6 separate regions of the Mus musculus genome follow, and regions 1, 2, 3, 4 and 5 are each linked to region 6. Evidence: chromatin loops called from intact Hi-C (ENCODE). Cell type or tissue: heart. All regions are shown on one strand.

The links. A loop is a pair of places that touch in the nucleus more often than their neighbours do. Peaks named below come from ENCODE experiments on the same cell type or tissue, not always from the same donor. Only the 100,000 strongest peaks of a DNase experiment are listed, where the experiment ranks them.
Region 1: it touches region 6 in a loop (2.3-fold over the local background); 8 of 42 quality-filtered maps call a loop at or near these places.
Region 2: it touches region 6 in a loop (5-fold over the local background); 5 of 42 quality-filtered maps call a loop at or near these places.
Region 3: a loop joins it to region 6, with 7 times the contacts of the local background. A loop is called at or near these places in 35 of 42 quality-filtered maps.
Region 4: a loop joins it to region 6, with 3 times the contacts of the local background. A loop is called at or near these places in 9 of 42 quality-filtered maps.
Region 5: a loop joins it to region 6, with 4 times the contacts of the local background. A loop is called at or near these places in 12 of 42 quality-filtered maps.

The regions. Positions count from the first base shown.
Region 1 is chr1:179,230,206-179,234,205 of GRCm38, reverse strand. All of the region lies in intron 5 of Smyd3 (SET and MYND domain containing 3), which reads left to right. Among named protein-coding and RNA genes, the nearest start is that of Gm31349, 96 kb to the left of the region's middle. In heart, a CTCF peak has its summit at 1,964 (motif pointing right); no DNase peak of the experiment used is centred here; H3K27ac peaks cover 825 bases.
Region 2 is chr1:178,687,608-178,691,607 of GRCm38, reverse strand. All of the region lies in intron 3 of Kif26b (kinesin family member 26B), which reads right to left. Among named protein-coding and RNA genes, the nearest start is that of Gm24405, 53 kb to the right of the region's middle. In heart, a CTCF peak has its summit at 1,899 (motif pointing right); no DNase peak of the experiment used is centred here; H3K27ac peaks cover 145 bases.
Region 3 is chr1:178,524,935-178,528,934 of GRCm38, reverse strand. No RefSeq gene overlaps it. Among named protein-coding and RNA genes, the nearest start is that of Kif26b, 2.2 kb to the left of the region's middle. In heart, a CTCF peak has its summit at 1,633 (motif pointing left); DNase peaks (open chromatin) are centred at 304, 774 and 1,514; H3K4me3 peaks cover 1,714 bases; H3K27ac peaks cover 1,590 bases.
Region 4 is chr1:178,958,455-178,962,454 of GRCm38, reverse strand. All of the region lies in intron 11 of Smyd3 (SET and MYND domain containing 3), which reads left to right. Among named protein-coding and RNA genes, the nearest start is that of Gm46249, 180 kb to the right of the region's middle. In heart, a CTCF peak has its summit at 1,972 (motif pointing right); no DNase peak of the experiment used is centred here; H3K27ac peaks cover 1,469 bases.
Region 5 is chr1:179,475,503-179,479,502 of GRCm38, reverse strand. All of the region lies in intron 1 of Smyd3 (SET and MYND domain containing 3), which reads left to right. Among named protein-coding and RNA genes, the nearest start is that of Smyd3, 41 kb to the left of the region's middle. In heart, CTCF peaks have their summits at 2,223 (motif pointing right) and 2,863; no DNase peak of the experiment used is centred here; H3K27ac peaks cover 1,430 bases.
Region 6 is chr1:179,140,289-179,144,288 of GRCm38, reverse strand. The region is part of intron 5 of Smyd3 (SET and MYND domain containing 3); the gene reads left to right. Among named protein-coding and RNA genes, the nearest start is that of Gm31349, 190 kb to the left of the region's middle. In heart, a CTCF peak has its summit at 1,917 (motif pointing right); no DNase peak of the experiment used is centred here; H3K27ac peaks cover 751 bases.

The sequences.
Region 1 (4,000 bases), 90 kb before region 6:
AGATACTCCAAAAATCCGTGACTTCCCTAGCTCTGGATAGTTGGCTAGATTCCTGGTACCAGCCATGATTTGCCCCTTGTTGGTCTTAAGTGCAATCAAAGATCTTTTGGTTAGTGCCAGGGTATGTGTGCCACTTCTGTACCCTTGGGGTTTTTGTGCCGCACAGCTCATTGTGGTTCAGAGAATGGAAGAAGTAGTCTTCCATATGGTTATCCAGAATGACTAGCCCTGAGAAATACAAGTAACATTGTACAGACAGAGCAGGTTGTCCTTGGATATTTATGAATACATATGTATGTACCCACACACATACGAACATGATGTACACACATGAACAACAATTAATGAAAAAGAGGCCATGGATTTGAAAAAGAGCAAGGAGAGGTGGTGAGAGAGTCTGGAGGGAGAAAAGGGATGTGGAGATATAATATAATTATATTATAATCTCAAAAAACAAAGAAGTCCTCAGAGATCTGGTCATGGTGGCCATGCCTGTAACCCCCACAATCCCGAGGCTGAGGGAAGAAGACGTTGACTTGGAGGTCAGCCTGGGGAACCAGGGGCTGGGTACAGCTCAGGTAGAGAGAGAGCCCTTGCCAGTGTCAGCAATTGTTTGCTTTGCAGCGTTTCTGGGACCAGCAGTGGGAGTGGTGGGTGGTGTCTGCAGATTCTCAGAGATTCCGCAGGGTGAGTTGGCTTTTGTCTTGGCTATACTTGCATGTGAATTTTGTCTCTGCGTTCCTGTATGGCACTTAGGGCTCCATGGAGCAATAGCCATTTCATCTTAGTGAGGAAAACCGGGAAGTAAAGAGCCTTAGAGGGTACTTACAGTGTGTGTTTTAAGCAAATTCCCCCAAGCTTCACACAATATTTCTATTTAGCAAATGTCTAAGATTCAAAACATTGAGGTGAAGGAAGAAGGGAGAATAAAGGAGAGCAACCAGCATTCCGTATTGCCGGGGAGTGTCGTCAAATACAGGCTTGTAAGTATTTCTCAGGCTGAAGGCTGGGGCAGGAAATAGACACAGAAGTCAAGGCCCCATTGTTCTGCTGTGTTGTGTTGGTGCTGGGGATGGACCTCGGGCCTCACACACACTAGGCAAGCTCTTCTGAGTCATTGCCTCCCAGCATAACTCTCTTCCCACTGTCTCTCCTCACTACCACTCCTGAGAGGGACAGCCATGGCTGCAGGGCAGCTCATTCAGGTCGCCCTGTGGCAGGCAAGTGACTGCCCCCCCCCCCCCCGCATACACACACCTGTACATATGCTGCATTTCATCCCTGACAATCCCTTTCATTTGGAAGATGTATGTTTGGGTTAAGGTTGTTGGTACTCGTCATCTGGGAATGCACTAGAAATCTCGGTATCGAAATGTTTAGCTTCTTAGATGAGAGAAGCCCTCTAGGAGAATGAGCAGACATCTCACTAAAGGGGAGAAAAGATGTCATGCCATTGTTTGGGGGATATAAAGACTTAAAACACACACACACACACACACACACACACACACACACACACACAATTATTCATGTTCTCAGTGGGGGAAAAAATCAGGAAGTTGCTGGCTGCATACAGGACAAAAGGGCCCTTCCCTCCTCCCACCAATCTCCCACAGTTCCTCCATCCCGGCCTCCTGGGAGGGAACCCAGGGCCTCACACTTCCGTGACAAGTGGGAACTGTCTCTCAGCAGCAAGTCTTTACAGTGTTTCTCATTACTGTCACTCCTGAGTGGACACAGCCATGCCCGTTCTCTCCAGTGTCAAGGAAGGGACTGGAGCTTTGCCTCGCACAGCCTGACATGGGCCTCACAGTTCAGATTGTGCGCGAATGCATTTCAGTCACAAAATGAACAGCTCCTTGAGAGAATGAAATTATCAAGCTGAGCTGCCAGGCTGGATCTGGCCTTCTGTTCAGCCAGGCTTGGAGAGGTTTCTGACTGTGGGTGAGCCTGCCTGCTATACTCCCGTTAAACAGAAGAGGGCGGCAGAGAGACTGATTAGAAAACCCACTTCCTTATTTGCTTCCCTCCAATGCAAGCTCTTGTGCAGTGTATACTGATAGGAAATGAAAATTGAAATTAGCACCTTTTATTTTTTTCAACACCAAGTGATTAGAGAAAAGTTTAAAGTAACACAACCCAGATTTCTTCCCGCCAGGCCCCCCCCCCCCATACTGATGTTGCCAAGAGGACTAATACTAGGGGATTTTGATGTTCACAGATGTGACAGTCAAATGCAATGGATTATTTGTTGCAGGTAAATAACCCTGATGGGTCTTGGCTTTCTCCTGGCATTCCATGTGCTTGTATAAAAAGCATGCACTCCCATGTGTTTTGATGGCTTATCGCAACGCATTTGCCCGCTGGAATTAAAGGGTCCCTAAGGAAAGCTGTTTCATTTCTTGCTAAGACAAAGGAACGTTAATGCCATTTGACTTAATTTTGGTTTGGCACTGGCTTTGTTTTTAAAATATTGTTTTTACAACCCTGTTCTTTTGATGATAGAATTAGTGTCTAAGCTGGCTGATTGGGTGGCTTTAGGCCCTTGACCTTTAAAATGTGACGTAATTGAAGTCATGTTTATCTGAGGAGGATGGTTTATGCTCACACACTGTACGTGAACTCTGGCTGGCTTCTCATTAATATTCTATCTTTTTTTATCTCTGGTCTAGGACAGCTGCATACCCCAGGGCTTCTTTCTGATATTTTAGTATTTTCTGGTTTTAAGGTTAAGGACAGTGAGTAGTCCTAGCAGGTAGCCCTTGCTCCACTGTGACTCATGGGGTCAAGTTATTGGTAGTCCTCCATAAGGAAAGCGAGGAGCCCACTGTGACATTTTATATTGTGATAAATTTAATCTATTGGTGGCTTGTCCTTACGGCCCCACTTTATAGATAAGCTATGAATGAAGTAACTGGTCTCAATGCTGCTTTCAAAGTGAGAAGTGTCATTGTCCAAGGGGAAGGGCATGTGGCATGGCCTGATGGCTTAGCGTGGAAAATGAGTGTGTGTGCTTATGTGACAGCCATGACCCCCTCAGGACCTGGGCTTCTAGCTTGTTTCTACCTACAGTATTCATGATCCCACCTGTCACCTCTCTGTACCCCTCCTCAGCCCAAAACAATACAGAAAATCAGTCACCTTTGCTGTCTATCAGTGGCCTCAGGTCTCAGCTCTGTCCATGTTTTGGGATAACTTTCCTATGAAATGAGGGAGTAGACAAGGACACCACCGATCTCTTTGATTGCATTAATGTATTGGTTATCATCGTCTTTGTCATCTTCCTTCTTCTCCTCTTCCCCTCCATCTTCTCCTTCACAAATCTATTTTATTGTTTTAACTGTATGATGTTCCGCTATGTGTATGTCTGTGCACCACATGTGTGCTTGGTGCCTGCAGAGGCCAGATGAGGCTATCATATAACCTGTTTTTTAGTTTGAATAGGAACGGCCCCCATAGACTCCTGTGTTTGAATGCTCGATCACAGGGAGTGACACTATTAGGAGGTGTGGCTTTGTTGGAGTAGGTATGGAGGAAATGAGTCACTGGAGGTGGGCTTTGAAGTTTCAAATTCTCAACCCAGGCCCAGCATCTCTTTCTTCCTTCTGACTGCCAGTCCTGATTTAGTATGCTCAACTACCTCTCCAGCATCATGCGTGTGTGCCTCTTCAGCCTGCATGCCACTGCACTTCCCACCATGATGACAATGGACTCAACCTTTGAACTGTAAGCCAGCCCCAGTTAAATGCTTTTCTTTTTAAGAGTTGCTTTAGCCAGGATGTCTCATCACAACAATAAAACCCTAAGACACCCTGGAACTCAGAATTTCACACAGTTGTGAGCTGCCACGTGGCAGCTGGGAATCAAACCTGGGACTTGCTGTCTCTGGATGGCTTTGGGATTTGTTAGTTTGGTCAGTTTGGTCCTCAGTTTAGGTTACATAACTGACTGAGGAAAGGTTGTCTTGATCTGCTATGTATTTCCTCATGAGTCTTAAGGT
Region 2 (4,000 bases), 450 kb after region 6:
GCAGTGTTCGCCTACCCCCACTATCTGAAGACAACACTTTGTGTTCCTACTATAACTGACCCAATGAATGCTGGCTGAATGGATAGATGGATGTGCAAGCCTATATGGTGTGGTCAGAGAATACCAACACTACTTCTTAGGGGTGGGTACTGGTGTGAGGCGACTGACCACACAGTGCAGATAACAATCAGATCCAGAAGACATGCTTTCCAGAGTTCTCTGTGACCTTTCTTACCCACCTAGGGATACCTGAATTCCAGAACCATCTTTACAACTTTCTCTTGCATGCCTAGGCTCCCCTGTGTCCTTCCTCACCCCTAACTAGACCCTCAGACACATCTGTCTCCAGACCAAGGGTCCCAGAATAAACAAGAGCTCACATGTCTACACATGAGCTTTGCCCACTGGTCTGGGCCTTCTGTCCTCCCTAAATTTGTGAATGGCTCAGAGTCTTTTCAACACTCAGCAGAAATGAGCCTGGGGGGTCTTGTTCTCATCTCTCTCCTCCTTGTCCCTCCCATGATCAATCCTCAAGGTCTCTGACTTCTTCTTAAACATCTGCAATACCCATAAGCCTCTGTGACTATTGCCCTCCTAAATCCACAATTGGTTCTTCCCTCTCAGTGTCTACTCAAGTGCCATGCTCCCCTGAACCCACCGAGTCATAGCTACCTGCCTGCCACTTCACATCACTTAGCTACCAGGAGCCTTACATGTAGTACTAAAGGGAAAGTCGATGATTTGCTATTTTTATGTGTTCCGGCTTCTTCTCTGCATCTTTTCCAGTTCCCAACACCCCATTCTCATGATGACAGCCCATGTTTACAGATCTGCTCTTATCTCTGTCTCCTTGAACCCTTGCTCCAGATTTTCTTCCTGGTCTTGGGGTCAAGCACAACCTGTCTATAATGTTTACAAGGGGATTATACTAGAAACTTACATTCCTTAGGAAATATTTATTGACTCTATACCAGTTAGCCCTCAATGCTATGCTGGCTCGTTTCCCATTTACTTTACAGCTGCTTTGTAGAAGCAAAAGGATTAGCAGTGTTTGAGTAAGGAGACTGCTTGGCTTCCTTTTTTTGGGGGGAGGGGGGGCAACGACAAATCTTTCATATAAGTTCCTAATAAATAAGAAAATTAACTGATTTTCATAGAGAGCTATTTTACATATCATTGACTTACCTTCAGAGATATCAGTAGTGGTGAGGGAAGGGAATCCTAGACCAGTAGCTCTTACAGCTATGATGGTTGCATGCTTCAAGACAAAGCCAGAAATGAGAGGAAAACCAAGGCCAAGGGCTAGGCAGCTAAATAAGAATGATTCTGCACGAGGCTTCCCAATGCTTTCAGCCAAACAAAACCAGAGACTCTGGATCAAGCTGATTCCTAACATGAAACTTACATCATTATGAAATAATATAGAAATGTGTCTTCCTCTCCCTCTTCCCCCTCACCACCCACTCCAATGTGTGGTGATGGAGTTTGAAAGCAGGATCCCTCTGACATGAGCCTTCAATATCAGCATCCTCTCCACTCCCCTTCCTATTTCTAGACAGGGTCTCAGTTAAATATTTGCTGGAAAAGGTTTGGGGAGTCCAGAGTATATCATTCCCCTGTGCATAGCAAATATTGCTCAGCTCATAGATAAACAAGCCAGAATACTGTGTTAAGCAGATCTGCCTCCCCCAGAAGACTGCAACAACAAAGTCTTTCCCCAAAAGACTTTTGTTGGAAAAGTCAATTTAAACATATGCCACCCTGTCAAACCCTGGTCTCCCAATTGATGATGAAAGAGTTTTGTTTCCTCACACTCTCCTTGGGAAATTAAAACATTTTCACCCAATTCTACTAAGTCCACCTCTTAGGTAAGCTAATGTTCGCCTCACTAGATGGCAGCATTGCTTACGAGGCCTCTCTGAATTTTTTGGGCCCAGGTCTGCCTCACCCTTCAGCCCCACCAGCCTCTCCACCTTGCAATGAAGAACATCAACACGAAGCATTTATGTCCATACTTTTGTGCAGAGCAACACAAGGAAAACCTTCTAGTTGCATAGAGAAGCATCCCAAAGAAATCGTACAATAGTGTGTGCTTCGGGTGGCTTGGGTCTCCTTTGTGGTCAACTTACAGAAGTGGCCTCCTTCTTTCATAAAAGTGGTAGAAACGCAAACAAGATTATAGGAGACCTGCATCTGTCCATCTCTGCCATGTCTGAGCCCGAGCAAGGTGACCTTGGGCAGGTCAGTTAACACATCTGAGTCTGGGTCATGCTACCTATAACTCACGAGGGCATGCCTGGTTCCTGTGATTTGCTGTAACCAATAGTGTATGAACAAGCTGATGGGCCTGGTCCTCCCTTCCATCCTGTTCTTCTCTGCAGCATCCACAGTAGGAGCCAGCCCTGCCACGATGCTGGAAGCTACCAGGCTGTCTTAGATTGGTCCTGCCACTAGACAAGTTCTGGTCACAGCCATCAGTGCAGACATGGCTGCTGTTCATAAGGTTTCCCTGCTCCTTCCCCAGTGTCTCCATTTTTCCCAGGCACTCACCTGAGCTATGTACAGGATGGGCTAACTCTCTGAGGCCATGGGTGCTATAGTTAAGACATTAAATAGTCTCCACAATCCCCAAAATGGTGTCTAACATACTTCCTGAACACCCAAATTACTCCCCGGGAGGAACTTAGGCATATGAAATACACTCATTAGTAATCCTCACAAATATCTTTCTAAGACAGAACCAGGCTAATTTGTCACGCTAAAGACTGTTAGCACAGAAGCATCTCGATTGGATATTAATTAGGATGTCCAGGGTGAGTTCTCTGGGAAGGAAACTGTAAGTTCTCCAGTTTATTGAAAACTCTACATTATGAGTTCTGTTAAGAAGAAAATTTATATTTTATTAAATTGTAAGTGAGTGAGAACGCAAAGATACTAAAATCAGTGACTAATTAGGAAACCAGGAAGGATGGGCTCAAACACTCTCTCTCTAAGTGCATTTTAATATGAGATTCATAAACCATATCTGAAGCCTGGCTCTTTCAACATTGGCCCCAAAATAATAGGGCATTTACTCTTTTGGATCATTTTAAATCTGCTTCCTCTATGACTCCATGGAATTTATGATGTTTCCCCTCCTCCTTAAAAAAACCTCCAAACATGAGAGAAGGAGTCTTCCAGTCAGTATTTTATCAATTTGCCCAACAATGGCAGAAGAAGAACATTTCTACTTAAAATATGAGATTCTCATTTGAAATGTGACGTGCTCTTTGGAAAGCTAGTTTCTTTGCAGAGGGCTATGGCTTCCATACCGACTTGATGGTTTGGGTACTGTTTCTTCAGCTACCGTGAGTTCTTTACTGAAAGGGCCACACTGGGTCTATTCAGCTCAGATTGTGACCCTGCCTGAAGGAAGATGGCCTTCCAACTTCAATAAGTGTCATGGACACTACTGGGTGCTACACCCAGAGCCACATTAAGGGACCTCATCTCATATCATCCCCACAACAACTGCAACTTTACCCAGGAGAAAGTGCAAACTCTCCACAGTGAGAAGGCTCCATGGAGGCCCCATAGCAGGTTAGGGCCGCAGGGCAGGGAGGGTGTTTCTGTGTGGGAGAGGTAAGTCTAGTATGACCCCAGCCTTTCATCCTTCACACTTAGAGAAGATCTGTGATGCCTAGCCCCCTTGGAGACCTTCAAAGAAACCTCAGCTGTGCTATTCTCACTTAGCCAGCCCACTGTGGACAACAAACACCTTGACTCTATAAAGAAGGGAAAGCTCTGTCACTGGAGACATCCTGGAGAAGATGGCTGAAAGAGGAAGGGATACAGCGTCTGTGTGCTTATCCACAGTCTCCACTCTAACTACAGTCCCCACGGTGTGACAATGCTCAGTTTTGTTGGCACCCAGCTTAGCTTAGCCAAGATCAGGGCAGACAAGCCAAAACACCCTCTGTCCACTGGCCCACCCCATCCCACCCACTCACATTTGGTGCTG
Region 3 (4,000 bases), 620 kb after region 6:
CCTAGGGAACCTCAGCCCCGCCGCCTCGGAGCCCGCCGGGCCGCCGCCGCCGCCTCGCCTGCCGCGATCCATTTACGGCGCGGCGCTTGGGCCTGGCATCGCCAGGCGCAGCCGGGGCGGGGGTGGGGTCGTAAATCTGGCTCCGGGCGGGGAAGTTGCTGGCGAGGGGCCCACAGCCCCGGGCTCCGGTGCTATCCAGCGCGCGAGCCTGTAGCTCGGAGTCGGCCGAGCTGCGCTGAAACGCAGCACCCAGGCCTCCCCGCCCCCCTCCCCGAGAGCTGGTCTCTTCCTGGCAAGGCGTGCAGGTCTGCCTTTGAAAAGCCGTGCAAACGGATTGAGTCACAAACAAGTCCGCAAACAGGCCGGGACCAACCCCCCCGCCCTTTGTTCTCCCAGACCTGCCTGGCAAACCTTGTCTTGATTCGCCCTCCTAGCCCCAGCGGGCCAGGGGACCCTCCTCCCCTGGACCCCGATTTGAGCACCGGGAGCCTTGAGCCCCCCTTCCCGCGCCCGCCCACGGGCCCAAGCCCCTGTTAATGAAGGGAAAACCTCCCGAGACCTGCACAGGTGAGCCCGAGACCCAGCCTGTAGCTGCCAGGCTGGGGAAACTGAGGGATTGGTCGCGCCGAACGCGCGCGGAAGGACTGCGCGGGCCTGGAGAGGGGGTGTGGCGCGAGCTGATCGACCTCGGGGACTGGGATCGTCCCCTTGCCCCTTTGCACGGTTGCCTGCCAGCACCCGGACCTGTGGGATCTCCAGAGCACCCAGCTGTCGCCCGCTGTCTGATTCCCGTCCCCCGCCCGGCGCAGCGCCCAGGAGCGCAGGAAGCCGGCGTACGCCGGGCTCCACACGTGGCTGCTCCGGGGTGTCATTTTTCATTTCCCGGGAGGACATTTCTTCTGGTGAGCCGGCAGGTCTATTTTGTTGTGACCTTTAATTAACACCCCACGAGACGCCTCCTGCGGGACCAGCCGGGCGCGGAGATCACGTGTGGTGTAATGGCATCTGGGTACCCCGGAAAGACCTGGCCTGGGGCTAGGCGGGGGCAGGAGGACATTTCGGGCTTCCCTAGTCGCTGTCTTCCTTCAACATATGCAAGAGAAAGGAGGGGGCAGAATACAACAATTGGGGTGCTAGAACCCGGGGCAACGCCCCCCCCTCCTGTCTTCCTGTGTGAACCTTCGGCGCCTCCCGGGCATCGCCATCCCCGCCCAGCGCCCTCTGCAGCTGGTGCACCCCGGATATTTCATAGCCTCTAAAGCGAGGCGAGAAGGTCAAAATGAAGATGTTGAGAACACTGTGGAAGTTTCCATTACGTTCCTACTTCCAATTTCAACGCGATCATATCTGCCGAAGACCTTAGGGGGACTGGTAGCCTCCAGGCAGCCCAACTGCAGCCGCATCTGTATTCTGCCTAGGTGCCGCGGAAAATATCGTCGCCATTAGCTACGCGCGGCTTATCAGCCTCAAAGCAGCATGTGGCCAGGTGAAATGGACGAGCCCGTGAAGCCCGAAGTGGGAAAGGTGGGGTGTCGAAGGGAGAGCCATTGCGGAGCTGCACGATTCGTCCTGAAGAATGATGAGCCCTGAGATCTGATGTGCATCTCAAAATATCTTCGGTCCCCGGCGTTTGATGGGCTCGGAGCGCCCTCTGTTGGTGAAATTTTATAGATGGCGGCTCCTCAAGAGAGTTGATGTAAAATCTACATACAGTGAAATGCATAAAATTTAAGTGTAAAATTCCATGAGTTTCTATAAATAAATACATACACGAATATATCTATATATGTATATATATACAATATATATATACAATCTAATATATATATACAATCTAATATATATAATATATATATAATATATATACATACACAATCTAATATATATATATATATACAATCTAATATAGTCCCCAAATTAAGGTGTAAATTCTTCTCACTGACCCGCCCCCCCCCTTCCCAGCAGTCCCACCCCACATTAACAATTAGCAGTTACTGTTCCGGCCTCCATCACCACAGTTCACTTTTGACTGATCTTGATTTTTTATTTTTATTTATTTATTTATTTATTTTTGGTCTAGAGAATCCGAATATCTTTTGTGTTTGGCTTAACATGGTTTGGGGTTTCCTGTTACTGTTTGCATGGGTCTGTTTCCTATTTTGCTGTCTTACACGCCCCCCCCCACTTGCCTTTCTTTTTAATTGAATAATGTTTTCATATTCTCTGGTCCTTTGACTGAGCCCCTAGCTCTAATGACTCTCATATGAATCTTTGACTTAGCCTGGGCTGTTCAGAAGTAGCATGGCAGACTTCATTAAAATGTACACTTTTGGCAGTCCCAAGTCTATTTTACCTCTGTCCTTTGAGCTAATGGTTTAAATCTACACATTAAAAAAATCCTCAATATGATTGTTTAAATTATGTGTTAAACAATCTGTCTTCCCATAGAACTATGAAAATATGGTTCTGTTCATGTATTTACCCAGGTTTTTTGTTTGTTTGGTTGGTTGGTTGTTTGGTTGGTTGGTTGGTTGGTTTTGGATTGTTTGTTTGTTTGTTTGTTTGTTGCAAGTCTGGATTTTTCTCCTCCTGGAGAACCAAAATTCCAGCTAAATTCTTTTCTTTCAGCCTGGAGAACTCCCTTTAGCCTACCTGCCTGGCTGCCTGTCTTCCTTCCTTCCTTTCCTTCTTTCTTTCTTTCTTTCTTTCTGATTTATTTGTGTTTATTTTATAAGTGTTTTTGCCAGGGTGTGTGTGTGTGAGAGAGAGACGGGGGGGGGGGGGGAGTGCCATGTGCACAGCGGGTGCCTGCAGAGGCCAGAAGATGGTTACCAGATCTGGAGCTGCAGATTGTGAGCTGTCATGTGGGTGCTGGGAACTGAACCCAGGTCCTCTGCAAGAGGACCCATCTCTCCAGCCTCTCCTTGCTGCAACAAATACTCTCAGATTTGCTTATCTACCTTGCCTCTCCATTTAAGGACTCGATTAACTGGATGTAGAATTCTCAGTGGTACTTTTAGTGTTTTTAGAACGACTTCTCTGCCTTCGACCTGGGTAGAGGTGACCTGTCGTCGTCATGGGTGTTCCTTGGTCTGGTATGTGTTCCTTTTTTCCCTGGGTGCTTTGAAGATCTTCTCTTTACATTTTTCTTTCTTGGGAGTTTGACAAAGATGCTTCTGGGTGTGGGTCTGTGTTCATTCTACTTAGAGTTTGCTGAATTCCTAGAACCTGGAAGTGTGTATTAGTTACTATTCTGTTGCTATGACAAAATACCCTGACCAAAGCAACTTTAGAAGGAAGAGAGGCCATTTTGGCCTATAGTTTCTGAGGAAGTTATGGGGAAGGCATGGTGGTGTGAACAACCGATAGATCACACTTCATTCCCACGCAGGAAGCAGAGAGAAAAGAAGTGAGGCCAGCACACAAAGCCTCAAACCCTCCTCCCACCCCCAGTGATGCCTTTTCTCCAGCAAGGCTCCACCTTTAAAGGTTCTATAACCTTCCCAAACAGTGGCACCAACTGGGGATCAAGTGTTTAAATACATGAGCCTATGGAGAGCGTTTCTCATTCAGTTGACCATAAAGTTGATCTATAAAATTTTCACCAGGTTTGAGACTTTTTTTTAGGTATTTTCTTCATTTACATTTCCAATGCTATCTCAAAAGTCCCCCATACCCTCTCCCCCCCACTCCCCTCCCCCCCCCACTCCCATTTCTTGGCCCTGGCATTCCCCTATACTGAGGCATATAACGTTTGCAAGACCAATGGGCCTCTTTTTCCACTGATGGCCGACTAGGCCATCTTCTGATACATATGCAGCTAGAGACACGAGCTCCAGGGGGTAACTACTACTTATTCAAATCTTTTTTTTTTTAGATTTATTTATTTATTATATGTAAGTACACTGTAGCTGTCCTCAAATAGAAGAGGGCATCAGATTTTGTTACGAATGGTTATCAGCCACCATGTGGTTGCTGGGATTTGAACTCGGGACCTTCG
Region 4 (4,000 bases), 180 kb after region 6:
TGCATGCCGGCGAAACACCCGGCATATAAAACAAATAAGTATTTCTAAATGTTGACAGATTAAAGATAATAACACAATAATGTGTGTGCGCACATGGGTGTGCATTTTGCCTGAATGTATGTGTGTGAACCATATGTGTGCAGTGCCCATGGGGGTCAGAGAAAGGCACTAAATCTCCTGAAACTGGAGTTACAGGCAGTTGTGGGCTGATTTATGGGTGCTGGGAATGGCACTGATGTCTTCTGCAAGAATAATAGTTCAGGGTTCTTAACCCCAGGGCCGTCACTCCGTCCCCAACAACAGCAGCTCTTTCTGGCCTGGTTTCTGCCACTGACCATGTCTGGAAGCCCCTCCTGTGGGCACCCCAGCAGTCTGCTTTCTCTGTGATGATGCATAGGCACAAGCTGTCTGACAAGGCCAGAGACCCTCCCACAGCAATGGCCCTGACCTAGTCCCTGGAACTGCCTGTCAGTGTAGCGTACATGAGTGAACAGGTGATCCCTCCAAGGATATCTAGCCTCCCTGGAGCGTAGCCCTCAGGGTACCTGACACTTAGAGTGGGTCTGGGATGTTGTAGAGTGGTGTGGGGTCTGCAGGGAAGCTTCTGAGCTCACATGGGGCCTCGGAGACGTTGGCGTTTCCTGCTGCCTGCCTCAATCAGTGGCTCTGGAGCCGCCTGTGGGCACAGCTTTGCTTGATGTCCCCTACTGAATGCCACGTCCACCTCCCCTAGCCCACACATGGCTTTCATCTTGGGATGGGCAGAAGAAGGAAACTCATCCGTGTCCCGCTGTGGAGACCCGATACACAGGCTCTTATCATGTGTTTCTTTTCCTTCTGATTTTTGTATCCATATTCAAATCATGCTCGGGGAAGTCATTTATTGCATTCCCCGGGCTCACAGTAGAAAGCATATGAGATCCTTGATAAACTTAATATACTTATATTAAAAATTAATAAGAAAGCCACATTGTTTCCAGCTTTAAATCATAATTTGATCTCATTCATTCTATTTAATACATGGTCACAATTCTAAAATTACGTTGTTTTTTTTTTTTTTTTTTTTTAAAGATGTGATGAGATGGAAATGTGTCGTGGGAGCCTTTTCTTTATTTCTCAGAGAGCCCTTTGCCTCTCAAGCAGCTGACTGTCTACATTGCCATTTCCAGTGTAACATTCGGAATCCGAACGGGGGTGTAGCGCATCCCGCTGGAGGCTTCAAATGAGTCCTCCGTGCGAGACTGCATGCAGGCTCCTTTTAAATGCTACCATTAAAAAATAAAATTTAATGGCAAGAGAGAAGCTTTTCCCAAACCAAGCCTGCTCCAGTTTAAATTTCCTTAATCTGTTTTATACTCCACTACAGGAAATTAAACTGGAATTGTCCCCTCTGACGTGCACATGTGTAGCATTTGGGAGGCGCTGAAGGCAGAGAGCCTCAGTTCCCAGCTACCATTGCTATGGCTTGCCCAAGATTTACTGCAGCTTCGTTTGGGGGGTCGAGGTGAGAGGAGGCAGTCCCCGAGCCCATTCAGGGCTCCCTTCCATCCCAGGCACATATTTGCCCCAGGACCATGACAGACACAAGTGGCATCCCATTCCAGAACCAGATCTCGTCCTCCATCACCAGGCCTGCCCATTCATGTCAAATCACTGACACCTTCAGACACATGGAAGTCACTGGCAGACTTACCAGTCTTTTTTTTTCTTTTTCTTATTCTCAATTTCTCTTCTGTATATGACTATCACTCAGAGAAAATCTTGTTTATTAATTATAACTAAGCTCTTATTTCTACACACATGCTTGGGGAAACACAGATCAGCCTTCCACTGCCAGGGTGACAAGAAGCCAGCATTGTCATTAGGCTGTCGGTCAAGTTATAGAGAAATCCAGGTCCCTCTCTAGGTAGAGAACCCCTGAAACACAGCCATCAGACAAAGCTTCTCTGCTCAGGAGCTATGAGAAGAAGCCAGCAGAGGGCGCTGTGGCAGCTGAGCCCTTTCTCAAGTCGAGATGCAGGGGCTCTAGCAGAGAACATTTATCCTCAGCAAATCACAAGCACAGCCAGCCCGAGATAAGTAGAAAGGGACCAGATAGACACAGTGGCTTTCAAGTCAGAGAACTTGCCATGAAGGTTCTCTCTGATCCAGAATCCTCTATAGTGACCCCATCATTCGGGTCCCTGTCTCAGACCCCGGCATGTCCAGCGCAGCAGAGGGCCCAGGGCGGAGCAGGGAAAAGAGAATAAAACATGAGGCACCAGATGTTGCTCTCTAATCTTCTCCCAGAGCCTGGCTGCCTGCAAGGTGGGGCAGCTCCTGCTCTTCCCCACTATTCCAGCAAGCCCTGCCTTGGGATATGTGTGCAGTCACTGCAGGACAGACCTGTGCAGATTAACAAGAAACAAGTTCCCTGCATCTGTCCTGGCCCCTCCTGTGGGCCTGACTGCCAGTGTCAGTCCAGAGCCATTTTCAAATGTCCTTTTATTTTCTCCCAACATTGATCTGTAACCCTATCTCCTGCCTCTCTGCCACCCCCCCCCCCAACACACACACAGGTTGAGGGAGAAAGGCAGAGAGAGACAGAGATAGGCAGCAGGCAGGCAGATAGACAGACAGTAGACAGACTACTTTCAATTTTCTTTTTCTCCTAACATCTAGCCATAGCCACATCTTCTGCCCCTCCAACATGGACACACACACACACACACACACACACACACACTCACACAGGTTGAGAGAGGGAGGGAGGGAGGGAGGGAAGGAGGGAGGGAGAGAGGGAGAGAGAAAGAGAGATTGATTGAGGGAGAGACAGGCAGGCAGATAGACAGTCAGACAGAGAACACCTTTACAGAAACCCGAAGAGAAGCCAGGAGCACAGGCTAACAGCAGCCACCAGTCTAAGGCTTTCTCGCCCTGCCTTCAGTCTTCCTCTCTGTAGAGGCCAGGGCGTCTGACTTGATGATGTCGTGTGGACAGAGGGGATTCACTGTGAGACCTCTCAGTGCTTTCCAGCTCCAAAGTCTCTGCAGCCAAGGAGGATTTGTCCCAACAAATGCCTAGCAGAGTAAAAGCAAAAGAGACACACGCACACACGACGACAACAGTAGCACCAGGAGCGAACCCAGAGACTGAAAGATCTGTGTCCTATCATAATGTAAGTCAGCTGGAAGTGACCTAACTCTTCAAGAGTGGTTTATAAAATAATATCCACAGACGCAGCAGAGCTGTTCACACCTGTACAGGGTGAATCATGCTGACTTTAGATTAGCACCAAGTAGCAGACAATGGCTGTGATTTCTGGGAGTTACTGCGCCTGTCCTCAGTGGGGTGTGGGGGTATCAGGTTGTCCTGGAGTCCATTGCCTGGTGCTTCACAGCCACCAGCACCACCCCATAAAGGGTCTTTAGAGCACAGTCACACCGGATACAGTAGCTTTGCATTCCTTCCCCTCTCCACATCCTGCCTTCCATTGAACAGTACATGGTGCTGCTGCTCGGGTCATTCATCTCTCCATAGCAAACCATCCAAAGACTCAGGAGAGTGAAGAACAATAAGATTATGTTCACAGTTCTGAGCCAGGAATTGGGATTGAACACAGCAGGTGTGGTGGTTTGCATATGCTTGGCCCAGGGAATGGCGCTGTTAGGAGGTGTGGCCTTGTTAGAGTAGGTGTGTCACTGTGGATGTGAGCTTTAAGACCCTTGTCCTAGCAGACTGCAAGCCAGCCTTCTGCTAGTTGCTTTCAGAACAAGATGTAGAGCTCTTAGCTCCTGCAGCGCCATGCCTGCCTGGATGCTGCCATGCTCCTGCCTTGATGAACCTCTGAACCTGTAAGCCAGCCCCAATGAAATGTTGTCCATATAAGAGTTGCCTTGGTCATGGTGTCTGTTCACAGCAGTAAAATCCTAAGACAGCAGGAATGGGTCTCCAGCTTTTCCACAGTGCCTGGCTGGCTTCTGCTTGGATGCTGAGGTCATCTAAAGCCTCTCTAGGAGTT
Region 5 (4,000 bases), 340 kb before region 6:
AGGTGTGGCTCCTGCGCAATTGGATTAGATTTATTCATTTTACTTTTTGCCCGCAAGTTTTATGTGTTTACTGTGTTCATGCTTCGTGCTCCCAGGGGTCAGAAGAGGGCATCAGATGCCCTGGAACTGGAGTTATAGATGACTGTGAACCATTATGTTGGTGCTGGGACTTGAACTGAGGTCCTCTGTAAGAGTAACAAGTGTTCTTAACCTCTAAGCTATCTCTCCACCCCTCCTAGGTAATTCTCCTTCCTCTTAAGTTCATGTTATTAACCATCACATAGACTAAGCCAGGACAGTTGTACATCTCTATTCATAGAGGAACTACAGATTAAGAAAATAGTTAATTTTAGTTTTAGTAATTATTGAAACTAGTGTTTTATATACGTATTCTAAATTTTATTATTTGGACATAGAAATAATACTGCCTTTAAAAAATAAATACATGAGTTTTTGATCTAATAGTACTTTAAATTTTTTTCCCTTCTGTGTTTTGTAGACAGTCACACCACTGGTAGGCACACTTTTTTTTTTTTTTTTGCCTCGTGTCTGACAGAGTTTTGTGTCGACAGTGAGAGTCATCATCTCTACAACTCGCCAGCTGTGTGACTCTGGGCAAGTCATTTATGGTCTCTGTGTCTGAATGTCCCTGTCTAGTAAACGGGACAGAAATGTGGTTCTCATAGGACTGTGGTGAATGTCGTATGAGGGTTCTCTAGAGAAAGAATGAATTAATGAATCCTTCTCTCTGTATAAAGGGGGTTTATCGGGATGCCTCACAGGCTGCAGTCCAGCTAATCCAACAATGTCAGGCTGTGAACAGAAAGTCCAAGAATCCAGGAGTTGTCAGTCCATGAGGCTAGATGTCTCTGCTAGTAGACACATCCCTAAGAGATAGGCTCTAATCTAATGCCAGTGAAGGAATGGACTTGGCTAGCAAGAGAAGAGCAAGCGGGCACAGAGCAAAAGCTTCCTTCTTCTAAGTCCTTATGTAGGCTTCCAGCAGAAGGTGTGGCCCGGATTATAGGTGTGTCTTCCCACCTTAAGATACAGATAAAAGGTGAGTGCCTTTCCACCAAAAGTCCTGACTAGAAGTGGATCCACACACTTCTAACCAAGCAAAAAATCTGTTGTAGGTGTGCCCTCTGCTTCTGGATTGTAGTTCATTCCAGATGTGAGATTGGCAGCCAGGAGTGGCAGTCACAGATTCTCTATACATGAAATGATCTGATGTTTGTGAAACGGGGAAGACAGCGTGTGATACCCAGTAAGCACCATCAAACTGCTTGATGACTAGGAAGTACCCCTTTCTCCAGGCTGGCCTTAAACACCTAATTTAGCCTGATAAATGCTGGCTTTCAGGCTTATGCCACCACATCTAGCAAGCATCCTGCTTTGGATGTACTCATTAAATGCAGATTTTACACAGAGGACTCTTAGGTCAGAGTGAAGCATTGTGTGTGTGTGTATACATGTGTGTGTGTATACATGTGTGTGTGTGTGTGTGTAATCTCTTTTAAAGTCGATTTTGTGTTTTGGACTAGTTTTGGGTATAGAGATACAAAGAGGTAACATATGTACTGTGCTTCTCAAACACACAGCTGTCCTCACGTCTACATCCCAGCCTTAAGTACAGTTATCACAACTCCTGACTCATGTGACACATCACCTAACAGCTAAAGTTTGTATTAAGATTCACTTAGTGTTGCATATTCTCTGAGTTTGGACCAGTGGGTGTGACATGTCTCCAGTTCCATCTATCCCCTCCTCTCTCTCTCAGTCAGTCCTGGCCACCGATGCTCTTCTTCCTGCCTCTGTGGCCTTGACTTCTCCCGAATGTCACGGGGATTTGGATCATACTGTGTATAACCCTTCCAAGTTTACTTCTTTCGCTTTGCAACATGCATTGAAAGTTGATCCTTGCTTCTGTGGCTTAATAGCTCATTTCCTTTAAATACTGAGCAATCCATTGTCTGAATAAAATTCTATTGCCTTTGAATGACTAAATGTCTTCCCTGGGTCTTGTCAGTGAGCTAATAAATAGTCTCTGAAAGCCAACAAAGTCCTCTGCCAATCTCCTTGGCTCTAGGCACACAGAAGTGATCAAAGCAGAAAGGAATGTTCCCTTGTGGGATCTCCTGCATGTTTGTGGCTTAATTATGTTTGCTTTCTGTCCCATCAGCCCAATTGGGAGTCTTGTCTTCTTTTTGGGACTTTTCAAGTGTGGTAATAGCCTGGCATTTCCACTAGGTGGCAGTAGGGTCATATATAATGAACAGTGCAAGGCACTGAAACCACTAGTTTGTTCATTAACAGAGTTCTTTTTATAATGAGTTAAATTTAAATGCTTGCAATAACTCTCCAGATATAATCATTACTTAAAATAGTACTTTCATTTTTTAAAGTTAACATATAGAATAATAGATTTCATTATGACATTTTCATTCTGATGTCCCCCACCCCCACTCCCCACACTAGGGTTTCTCTATGTAGTCCTGGCTGTCTTGGAACTCACTCTGTAGACCAGGCTGTCCTTGAACTCAGAGATCTGCCTGCCTCTGCTTCTCAAGCACTGGGGTTAAAGATGTGTGCCTCTACTCTCACAATCCTAATGAGTGCTTTTCAGAATAAACTCCAATACATATAATTTCTTAAATTCTTTAAATCTCTTAAGCTACTTGTTGTATGTGTAGGAGTGTTTTGCCTGCATGCGTGCCTGTGCACCGTTAGGTACTTTGTCCCTAGCGGGGCCAGAAGAGAATGTCCGATCCACTGACTGGGATTGAGGTCACAGACAGTTGTGAGCCACCTTGTGGCTGTTGGCAGAGCAACCCGTGCTCTTAACTACTGAGCCACCTCTCCAGCCCCAGGCCCTCAAATTCTTGAGTTTGTCTTCCTTTGATCAGTGAGGTGTTTACTGTGATCCTCACACAGGCTAGGCAAGGTCTAGTTTTGAGAGTTCAAAAGTTGAATACTTGTTCCTTGATGTCCTTGAGATGTCACGATTTGACAAGGGAGACCAGCTGGATTAAGGGATGTGTTACAGTGAGTGTATGTCCCAAGTGTCCTCGTTCGATGACTTTGACAGATGCACACCTATGTAACCTCAATTCCTGTTGAATTACAGATGACTAATGTCTTGGGGGTAATCAGAGGGACAGTTGAGCGATGGTGGCCTAACAGGCATTTCTGAGAGAACGACCTGGTGACTTTGGTTATTTTTTACCGGTTCAGCTTCAGTCCTTTTGAGTCCTGCACGTGCTTTGGTTCTTCTCTGCCATTTGTCCAAACAACACACGTGCGTTAGAAAAGACGTGCGGTGACTTTCAAAGAAAGCCCGGGCGTTATATTTCTGATGATACAACAAGCAAATCGAGAAGACTCTCAATCCAACAGCAGCGGGCTGTGGATTCACAGGATTAAATGGGCCAGCGAAAGCAGCAGGCTTCACTGAACACCGTCCGTGCCAGGCACAGCCTGAGTGTTGATCACAGTTACCGTAGCCCTAAGCACTGGTCATTTCTGGTTTTTCTCTTGTTGAGAATGGCAGCAAGGAAACTGATGTGCAGAAGATCACAGAGCTCATGTAACCGGTCGTAGCTGGAGGCGGCAGGTCTTGACAGCCTGATTCCACAGCAAGGTTTCCAATCTTGCCTCCAGAAGAAGGGATTTTAAATTACAGTAGGGAAAAAAAAATCACAAAAATAAAATGGAGATTTTGTTTTTATCCTTGTTTGGGGGAAGGAAAACGAAGAACACACGGGTAACAACAAGTGGTTGCTTATTCAGGGCCCGCTGTATGTGGCAAGGTGGTCAGCTACCCTTGCGTTGGCAGTTGGGAACGTTTAGAGTGGAGCCAAGGGAAGCCACCAGTATGCCCTGACTGGAGGCAGTTTGTGTGGGAAAGATGTACATGAGCCAGGAAAAGTATGGTATCTTAGCACCCAGAGGTACAGGCTCTAGGATTGTGAGTTCGAGACCAGTCTAGGTTGCACAGCAA
Region 6 (4,000 bases):
TGTCTCCTGTAGATGAGCAAACCAGAGCTTAAGGAAGTTGTCTAAATCTTGACAGGGAGTGAGCTGAGGAATTAGGATTGCAAATCAAGTCCAGGTCGTGATGATGAAATTGCTCCACCATATGCCGACCGCTTCTCAGCCTCCAGAGCTGTTTTGGTTACCGTAAGGAAAAGCTGTGCTGTGTATCTTGGTTCTTGGGGCAATGAGAATAGTTTATGGTCTTTCTGTTGGACTATCAGTTGACAAAAAGATAGGAGGAGTTTATATTTGTTAAACATCTCCCTCTTTTTTCCTCCCCTCCCCGCCCCCCAGCCCTCCCTTTCTTTTCCTTTTCTGACAGGGTTTTACTATACAGCCCAGACTAGCCTCAAACCCTGAGTTCTCCTGTCTCAGTTTCCTGAGTGCTAGGCTAGGGTTGCAGTTATACCCCCAACACGCCTGGCCTTTATTTATGTTGCTGTGGCTTCTATTTATTAAATAAATGATATTATCGCTTTTGTTTTGTTTCTGGTAGCACCTGTACCGCGTGGGCCTCCCAGGGAAACAGTATTTCCTTTCACTGTATCTTATGGTCCCCCCTCCCCCCACACACACACACAGATCCACACATCTTACCAGTTGGCCCATCCACAGCTCAACCAGGCCTCAACCTTACATAGCCTTCAGGGTGACCTCTGATTCTCAGGGCTCCTGAGAGCAGAGCATCCCACAGCATGAGGAAGCCCGAGAGCCCGAATGCGTTACTTTGTTTAAATTCTTGCCTTGAAGTTCCTTTAGTGAAGGAGCCAGATTGGCAATCCTACGAGAAACAGTTGTGTTTCTTAGTTACGCTGTAATGGAGGGACTATAATTCATGGCCATTAAATTGCTTCCTTTGAAGTATAAGAAAAACCAGAACAACATTTACGGTCCTTTAACCCACAGGATTACAGTACACATGAATTAAAGTCAAATGTGTTATGAACTCTCCTGGTACTGTGGCTGGCAGGACTCCATCCGCACCCCTCACTCATTAACTGGTTGACTTTCAAGTAGAAACTGGGCTGGCGGATGGGTTGAGAGTCAGGATTTCAGAAGGGTTTCCCCTTCTCTCAGTTAGAAGCAAGGAATGTAACTCTGGCAGCTCAACTAAAAATTGAGACTTGTTACTTCTCTGAGAGATCTGTTCAGAAGGCAGCAGAAAGGAAATGAACTTGTAGCATTCCCTCTGCTGATAGGATACCTTGTCTCATGAAATCCTCGCACCACACCCATCTCACACACAGGCATGAGACTAACAAGTCTGTGGTTCTGGATTCCAGTTCAGACCTAAGCCAAACAGAGTATGAACTTTAGCACCCCCCACCCTGTTTTGCTCCCCAGAATCAGTAACAGAAGACACAGAAATACTGATGACACATTTGGGACCCATGTTTTATATGGCCTCAAACTCAGAAATCCGCCTGCCTCTGCCTCCTGAGTACTGGGATTAAAGGAGTGCGCCACCACGCCTGGCTTACACTGTCGTCGTATTTCTTATTGGGGAGTTTCATGCGGAAATTGTGGGTGGTAAAAAGCCGCAGAAAATGGATATTAGGACCTAGTTAGTGACTATATCTGAGATAGCTATACCTCACGTGTATGCTAAGCCTGTGTTATTGTCTTATGACTTTTTTCACTGAATGTCTCGATAAGGAGCCAACACAAAAGGGTAACTATGGAATGGTGTTGAAGTCAGACTGTAGCTATGCCTCCCTTGTCTTGAGAAGTAACCTATAAGACATCAAGATCTGTGAGCATGTTTATTGATAAGAGCGTTCTGTCACCCTAACTTAGTGCCTGGAGTCTTTTCAATGTGGGTTTGATCCTGTATGGTTCTGAAGAGGTCATTAAAAAATAATAATTCCACCACTCCACTAGATGGCACTGTGGTCGCATAGATACACTAGATGCCCCACTGTGGCTCCTGAGAGTGGGTAAGAGCATCCTGTTGGGATGCCCTGAAGCCTAATGGAGTGAGAACTGGTATGTTTTGCCCATCTATCCCAGCACCTCCTTGTGTCTACATATCTTCACTCGACAACATATCTTTGACCTTTACAGTCTTCTTCTAAAGCCCACCCACCAGTCTTCTCTACCAATGAGCTTCCTCTTCTCTTCACACCTCATTTTTCTTTGTTGAATCTACAGCACACTCACATTGCAAAGTGCATCACCAAGATGTCTGTGTGTGGACCCTGCAGTGGGAGCAGGTGGGAGGAGACTCCAAAAACATGGTCTTCCTGCCCAGTAGACTGGAATCTCTCTTCACACCTGATGTAGCAAGCTTTTTCCTGCTTAATTTTGTAGAGAACTCAGTGCTGTCCCATTAATGCTTTAGAAATTCAGTCCTCAAAAGGATAGAGACACTCTCTCTGCAGGTTAGCTTCTGAATGTTTGAGATGTTGGAGATATCATACAGAGCTCCCGTGGTATCTTCTCAGGACCATCTACAACCACAGCAGGATGGGGGAGGGGGGCTGCCAGAGACTGTCTAAATCTTTTCTTTTAAAGCAAGGAGATAGGGTTGCAGAGGATGCCAGGTCTCTTCCCTGTATAACAGCGCTCTGGGCTAAGTTGCTGCCAGCTCCTTAGAAAGAGAGCCGTCCAGTGCAGAGGCAGGACCGATCTGGGGATATTAGTTATTGGGGAGGGGGATCTACAGATCTAAAGATTACAGAACTGCAGACGCGACCTCTGCCTGACTCTCATTGGTAGTTCAAAAGCGGGATCATGGAAGACATTTAAGGCATTTTCAGTCCCCCCTTGCAATGCATTAGTCATCGCTGTGGAGATTTATCCTCGTTTCTGTCTTCAAACCGCAGCTTTCAGGGCCAGGATCATGATACAAAAGAGGCATGCTTCTTCAACTCGGGAAAGGGCGATTAACATTTAAAAACTCCCCAGCTCCTTGTCCCAATAACGAAGTTGGACACTGCCTCTTCCATGGCACCTAGAGCTGGGAGAAACTTGCAAAACACAACCAGTCTGGAAGGTTGAAGATGGGTTGGCAAGAAGAGTAGATTCTTATGGGAACCAAAGTTGTGGGTAGGCAGGCATGTTGGGACTTGCCTGGTGTTATTTTTTCTTCTTGGCGCATTTCATCTTCTATTGACAGAAAGCTTCCTCTGTAGCAGTGCTTCTTGGGATGTCGCTCAGCTCACACTGCTGAGTCCAGAGAGGTTCAGGTGAATAAGTTGGAATTCTGTGTTTGGAACTGACCCGACCCTAACAATGGTTCTGTGGCGGCCTCACATGGCATCATCTCTGTTCCCTCTGTCAGATGAACAGGACACTAGACCTTTCTTTCCTCAGACTGGGCTGTGAATATGTTGCCGAGTATCACAGGGAGTCAGAAAACTGACCTCTTCTTGGCTAGGATGCAGTGAAGCAGTGGCCTGCACCTCCCGGCTATGTGCAGTATGCATGCTACCATCTCGTTTCCCAGCTCTCTGTGTATTGCAAGCTCAGTGAGAGGATTTAAGAAGCACTCATTGATACTATGTGATACCAAGCACGCCCTTTGATGACCTGCAGTTTACCTGTCAAGACAAACTTAGTGATTTATCAACCATCAGCGTGATACTCTCAGGCAATGTGCCTGAGATCTCTGTTATCTTGGTTAGTGAATAGCCTAGACATGAAATTCCTTAATTTGGCTGTGTTGATAAATAAATGGTTTATTGTTTAGGGTGGGGTACACCTCTTTCCCCCTCTCCCCCAAGAAGGTCTTTAAAGTTTGGGAATATTCATGTCATCTTTGAGTGGGACCCTCTGGGATGTAGTAGGGAAAAATGGAAGGTGAGAATCCTGACACCACCACCACACACACACACAGGGACACACAGACACTGGGGGAGAGCTAGGCAAGAATGACTTCAGTCTTTGTCTTCACTTCCTGCTTCCAAATTTCTTATCTGCTCTCTTTCTTTCTTCCTTCCTCCCTCCCTTTTTCCTTCCTTCCTTCCTTCCTTCCTTCCTT